2 separate regions of the Homo sapiens genome follow, and region 1 is linked to region 2. The links are chromatin contacts, found by Hi-C or POLR2A ChIA-PET in ENCODE. All regions are on one chromosome and are shown on one strand. Each heading gives the region's core, a stretch centred on a gene start or an enhancer-like site at or near the end of the contact. The rest is flanking DNA. Distances are from core to core; before and after follow the strand shown. Region 1 overlaps GLDC (glycine decarboxylase). Region 2 has its middle 120 kb from the start of GLDC.

Region 1 (3,434 bases), core at 777-3,276, 36 kb before region 2:
TGTTAGGATTACAGGTGTGAGCCACCACGCCCGGCATGGAGGGCCTTGTTTTTCTAGGACAGTTTAAGCTGTGCTCACATAAACTTGGTGTTTCTGAGGCTCCCCGTTCACTGGCCAGCCCTGCAGCTCCAGACCATTCACTACTTCATTTTAAACAGATGTCAGAAAAGCACTGACCTAGCCTGTCCTCCATATATAATAGTTTGTTGATGGTTGCTTAGTCTGGGTTATGTAGATAAGCAATTATTTTTCATAAGACTTTTCTACCAACAGGTGGCACTAACAATTTGTTTTACTAATGCCCCAGTAGTAATCCTTGTGTCACATTTGAATATATCATTTGCACTTTTTGGGTTGAAACATAGCTGATTTTTATAGATGTTTAAGGCCAGAGAGAGAGAGAGAGAGAGAAATCCAGCATTTCTGATCAAGTCTTTAGCATATAGTCTTTCTCCTACACTACTGGCTCATAGCCAGTAATCTGCTTCTTCCTTCATTCCTAGTCTACACCTTGATTGGCCTTTCAAGAAAGTCAGATGAATAGAATTCATGAGAAAAACATAGGGGTAAATATAAAATGTTTTTCTTGAGGTTCCTTACTGTAGGGGAAAGGATGACATTCATATTGATTGCCTGTGCTGGAGGAATTCAATTTTTAAAATATTTACTAAATACTTATTGCAGAACTACTACATGCAGAGTACTGTTCTATATATTCCCTGTTGAAGAATATACAGAACTCTGAGAATTAGACCCTACTGTCAGAGCTTATGCTCTAATTGAGATAAGACAGGCATACAAAGTAAATGTGAAATCGGTAATAATTTTCTATGTCCAGTACATGTATAGGATATTAATGTCAGATAAGATTGTAGAGTAAAATGCTATGATAATTTGGAGGAGGTAGAGGATTATTTCTTTAATCAATCTATCAAATATTTTTTATGTCAGTGTTCTTGGAATAGAGAATACAATTGTGAACAAGGTTGACAAAATTCTTGCCTTCAGGGAAGGCCTCTCTGAGGAAGTGACAGAGCTGGATTGGTGGCTTTAGGGAAGGCTTTGCAGAGAGTTGTAGCCAGTTGAAGAATGGGCAGGATTTGGCTGAGAAGCATTTGACCTTGATGATCTCACTACACATCACATCTGCCCTGTGTGATGGGTACTGTTACTATCCCCATTTTACACATCTCTCAGGCACATAGGCACAGGGAGATGAAGTTACTTGTGATGTGAGTGGTTTCCTGAAGCACGGCATATTCATTTTCTTGTCCTCAAAATGAAAAAACCTCAAATAGGCTAGGACTTGTTTTTCAGAAGCCAGGAAAACAGAAGAGCAGTCTTTGCCTTTCTTCTTGGAAGAGAGCGGAGATAGCTGCAGCTGACTCAGTGCGGGTGACGAGGAACGGGGTGACTCAGGTCTTGTAAGACAGGCTTTCTTTCTTCTTTTCTTTCTTTTTTTTTTTATTTTTTATTTTAGCTAAACCCCCCAGTTCTATCAATCAGACAAGACTTCTGCTAGAAAGAAAATCAGCATTTGCTCCCACAACTCTCCGTCCTTGGAGAGCACAGTGTGCTCAGAAGAGCAGCACTGCTTGCAAAGGGAGCCCGTAGCTCTGGGAGGCAGGCTGACTCCACACCCAAGTCTTCATCTGTCACTGTTGGCCATTTGGCATGTAGCACTCAGACCTCAGTTTCTTTGTGTGCAAAATGGGGGTGATGGCATGGAGAACATACACATTTTTTAAAATTCTTACCGATTTTCTGTGGGTAACATTAAAAAAAGTTATTTTATTTTTAAATTTTCATTTGTTTAAAGTTTAAATTTTTGTATCTTTTTTTAGTATTTAATTTTTGCCTTCAGCTTCGCAGACATACACATTTTGAATGGGACTGATACATCTATTACTCATTTCCCTTCCCTTCCTGCACAGGGTACTGGGAACATGAAATAACAGTCTACGATTGAGTCAGCATTGCTCACCGGAATGTTAGTCATGGCATATGCCCTGAAAGTGGTGCCTTCCAGGACCGTTGAGATGAGGATGGCCAGCCCCTAACAGCCATCTGCATCCGGGGCCTGGGAGAGCCGAACCTGAGACTGCCAGGAATGGTGTCACATTAAAAGTGCCTCATTCTTTTGGGGCTGATCAGGCCCTTGACTCGATATTTGGTAATACTAAGAAATTATAGAGTGATGATTTGTTTTCACCTCATAGGTGTGTCTTCCTTAAACCTTGTTAAGATGTTGACACATTACCCATTTAAAGGGGGAAAGAAAAGGGAAAAAAAAAGGAAAAAACTGAAGTTCATTGTTCTAGGTGTGACAATTGTGTTTGTAGTTATTTATTTATTTTTTGAGACGGGATCTCACTCTGTCACCCAGGTTGGAGTGCAGTGGCACCATCTCGGCTTACTGCAGTCTCCGCCTCACAGACTCCAGTGATCCTTCCATGTCAGCCTGCCCAGTAGCTGGTACTACAGATGCATGCTATCACACCAGGCTAATTTTTTGTACTTTTAGTGGAGACACTGTTCCGCCATGCTGCCCAGGCTGATCTTGAACTTCTGAGCTCGAATGCTCTGCCCACATCGGCCCCCCAAAGTGCTAGGATTACAGGCATGAGCCATTGCACCCGGCCTGTAGTTATATTTTTAAAAACAATACTTATCTTTGAAGGCTGCATATTGACATTTGAACTGATGATAGGATGTTTGAAGTTTGCTTCAAAATATATAGTTCAGCATGAAAGTGGTTAGTGAGAAATATAATAGGAAACAAGATTGACCGTAAACCAAATTGTTACAGCTGGCTGACACACACGTCGTAGTTCCTTTTGTTCTTCACTGTATTTTGGTATAGTTTTGAAATTTTTCATAATAACAAAAGGCTATTTTCAATGCGTGGTCCTGAGCAAGGATATAGAAAGCTCCATCTTTGGGTAGGAGTGGTTGAGCTGTAGTGCACAAACTGGATGCTGTTGCTTTGATTGTTTTGATTGTTCAAGACCTTTTGACTCCAGCAGAGCTCCTTGATGAGCTTCTCTCAGCGTCTGGACAGTGACCATGTGTCACGTGCTGGTGAACCCCTGGCCAGGGCCCAATAAATATTGAATGAGTAAATGAAAGCCAGAAGACCTAACCGTGATCCCTTTCTTCTTGTCTTTGCAAGCGGAGCCCAGGGAGAATATGCTGGACTGGCCACTATCCGAGCCTACTTAAACCAGAAAGGAGAGGGGCACAGAACGGTGAGTATGGCAGGAGGTGGCGCTTGCTCACCATGGGGCACAGAGGTCCTGGCTCTCAGGGTCCCTTCTGTGGGACACTCCCTCCAAGCCTTCTTGGAAGCAGATGAGGGAACATATAGTCAAGAAACAAATTTCTGTGAACTAGCCATTATGATCCTTGCTTCCAAGACATCCCACTTGACCATT
Region 2 (3,348 bases), core at 363-2,862:
GAGGCTGAGGCGGGAGGATCACCTGAGGTCAGGAGTTGGAGACCAGCCTGGCCAACATGGTGAAACCCCATCTCTACTAAAAATACAAAAAATTAGCCGGGCATGGTGGTGCATACCTGTAGTCCCAGCTACTTGGGAGGCTGAGGTGGGAGAATTGCTTGAACCTGGGAGGCAGAGGTTGCAGTGAGCTGAGATTGCACCACTGCACTCCAGCCTGGGCAACAGAGTGAGACCTTGTCTCAAAAAAAAAAAAAAAAGAAGAGCAAAAGGCAGCTTCCACCCAAATCTGCTTCTTTTGAAATGTTTTCGAATATGTTCCACTCAGTAACTGCTGCAGCTGGCCAAAATTGGTTCAAATCTCACTCCCAGCTACAAGAAAGTGTGGGGAAGTCTGTTACCTGGGCATGTGACTGCCCCAAACAAAATCAGGAGTATGTTAATTTTTAAAAAGGTGGGGAGAATGGGTTTTAGGTTGGCAACTAGCATGCCTGCCACAAATGACTTTGCCTTAGAAGTAGCAAATGCTCTAATCATGACTACTTGGTTTCTTGCATGGCTGCTTCCTCCAACATTACTTAGTATCCCTAGGCTTTAATGCTAGTGATCTGGGTGCTCTATTGAATTATCTGCAAGTATTCCACTTATTTTTATATTTAAAAAGTTTATACAACAATTTACTTTAGCCTAACAAAGCAGTACAGAAGTGATGGGATTCACGGTTCCTTTTTTACACAATAATTAAATGATATCTATTAAATAGTGCATCTCAGGTATCAGGCAATTTTTTTTTTTTTTTTTTTTTTTTTTGAGACAGAGTCTCATTCTTGTCACCCAGGCTGGAGTGCATTGGTGCAATCTCGGCTCACTGCAACCTCTACCTCCCAGGTTCAAGTGATTCTCCTGCCTCAGTCTCCTGAGTAGCTGGGATTACAGGTGCCCACCACGAGGCCCAGCTAATTTGTGTACTTTTAGTAGATACGGGGTTTTGCCATGTTGGCCAGGCTGGTCTCGAACTCCTAACCTCAGGCCTCCAACTCCTGACCTCAGCCTCTCAAAGTGCTGGGATTACAGGCGTGAGTCACCATGCCCAGCTTGGTATTCTTTTAAGTGTTTGAAATACTACCTCATTTGACCCTCACAATGTTCCACTCTTACACATGTGGGGAAGGGTATGAAGAGATGCCTAAAGTCCCACTACCAGCCAGTAAGAGGGAGGGGCAGAATTTGGACCCAGCCTTACTGGCTCCAGTACCTATCAGCCAAAACAGGATACCCTGCTGCCATGGCAACTGCAGACCTGGGGACTCTGCCCTTCCTGAGTTGGAAACCCTGCTTAGTGCAAGCTAGCCATCAGGCCCTGGGACGGCCCCTTCCTAGGAAGGACAAGTGTATGACAGTAAATAATGGAAGCAAACAGCAATTCTTTTCTACTTACTTTACACAGTGTTTGTAGTTGAGTGCCAAGGTTGTTTCCATGGCTATTATCCATTACTTGCCCCCAGAACATAGCAGAGCCAAACATAGGCGATTAAGAGTCAAGTGAATCACTTGTCCTTCACTATTAATTGCTCATGTGTTACCTAACACTTGTGCCAGTCTTTCCCTGCCCCGGATCTTATCCTGAAAGGCACTGCCCCTTGAAGCCCTGTCCCCAGTCACCTTGCTTTACTAGTCATTCTCTGTATTTCATCCTAGCCATTTTCTGTATTTCATCATTTCAAAAATACCTTCTTCATATCCCCATGAAATAGGCTTTCTCTGTTATCTTCTATCTTGCCCCTTGGTTTGTTTCCTCCTGTACCCTGGGCACAACTGGTAATTTTTTTTTTTTTTTTTTTAACAGAGTCTTGCTCTTTTGCCCAGGCTGGAGTGCAGTGGCACGATCTCGGCTCACTGCAAGCTCCACCTGCCGGGTTCACACCATTCTCCTGCCTCAGCCTCCTGAGTTGCTGGGACTACAGGCGCCCACCACCACGCCTGGCTAATTTTTTGTATTTTTAGTAAAGGCGGGTTTCACCATGTTAGCCAGGATGGTCTCGATCTCCTGACCTCGTGATTCGCCCGCCTCGGCCTCCCAAAATGCTGGGATTACAGGCATGAGCCACCGCGCCCGGCCCACAATTAATTTTTTAATGTTCACTCAGTTTTTGTCTCTTTGTTTTGGTCTCTCTAGCAGAGACCGTATTTTACCCATTGTTGGATTCTCAGTGCTGAGCCGGGGCCTTCCAAGTAGTATGTGTTCAACAAATAAAAAGAAATATGGGTCGGGTGTGGTGATTCATGCCTGTAATCCCAGCACTTTGGGAGGCCGAGGCCCGTGGATTGCCTGAACTCAGGAGTTCAAGACCAACCTGGCCAACATGGTGAAACCTCGTCTCTACTAAAAATACAAAACACTAGCCGGACATGGTGGTGTGTGCCTGTAATCCCAGCTACTCAGGAGGCTGAGGCACAAGAATCGCTTGAACCCGGGAGGCAGAGTTTGCAGTGAGCCGAGATCACTCCACTGCACTCCAGCCTGGGTGACAGAGCAAGACTCTGTCTCAAAAAAAAAAAAAAAAAGAAAAAAGAAAAGAAATATGGTGGGCTGGGCACAGTGGCTCACCCCTATCATCTCAGTACTTTGAGAGGCTGAGGTGGGTGGATCACTTGAGGTCAGGAGTTCAAGACCAGCCTGGCCAACATAGAGAAACCCTGTCTCTACTAAAAATATAAAAATTAGCTGAGTGTGGCAGCACGTGCCTGTAATCCCAGCTACTCAGGAGGCTGAGGCAGGAGAATCACTTGAACCTGGGAGGCCGAGGCTGCAGTGAGCTGAGATCGGCCAATGCACTCCAGCCTGGCGACACAGCCAGACTCCATCTCAAAAAAAACAAAAAAACAAAAAACTGAATGATCTCAAAGAGGCGCATTGCCATGGAAACCCATATTTCCAATGTCTGCTGTGAGCAGTTCTGTTAAAGATATGTACAAAATGCCAGAGCTTGAAGATGGGGCCTCTGAAATGGCTTTGTGTAGAGTGTGTCCCCTAAAATTTTTCTGTTTATCATGGAAAAATATACATAATATATATTTGTGTATATATATACATAATATATGTATATATACATAATATATATCATATATACATAATATATACATATACATAATATATATCATGGAAAATATACATAATATACATAATATACAAAATATACATAATATACAAAATATACATAATATATATCATGGAAAAATATACATAATACAAAATGTAGCACTTTAACCATTCTCAGGAACAATGTATGAGTTAAGTACATTCACAATGTTGTGCATGTTTGAGCAGAGGTGGTTTTTTTTAGTCAAGTG

The links. Hi-C counts contacts between places; a loop is a spot of excess contacts on that map. ChIA-PET counts read pairs that join two places held with the same protein, here RNA polymerase II (POLR2A). Pooled maps may share reads with other maps.
Region 1: a loop to region 2 is called in a map of endothelial cell of umbilical vein, with 3 times the contacts of the local background. The contact joins two enhancer-like sites. A Hi-C loop is called at or near these places in 2 of 168 maps with a recorded cell type or tissue (IMR-90 and endothelial cell of umbilical vein) and 2 of 50 pooled maps. POLR2A ChIA-PET finds 5 or more read pairs at or near these places in 7 of 52 experiments (AG04450, BJ, GM12878 and 4 more).

The regions. Positions count from the first base shown.
Region 1 is chr9:6,565,168-6,568,601 of GRCh38, reverse strand. GLDC (glycine decarboxylase) reads left to right here. Exons shown (of 25, transcript NM_000170.3): 16 at 3,173-3,248. Among named protein-coding and RNA genes, the nearest start is that of GLDC, 79 kb to the left of the region's middle. RefSeq lists an enhancer at 1,205-2,404. Within about 2 kb of position 2,026, at least 11 of the 41 ENCODE cell types and tissues checked have a DNase peak (open chromatin) inside an H3K27ac peak, as active enhancers do.
Region 2 is chr9:6,528,660-6,532,007 of GRCh38, reverse strand. No RefSeq gene overlaps it. Among named protein-coding and RNA genes, the nearest start is that of GLDC, 120 kb to the left of the region's middle. Within about 2 kb of position 1,612, at least 2 of the 41 ENCODE cell types and tissues checked have a DNase peak (open chromatin) inside an H3K27ac peak, as active enhancers do.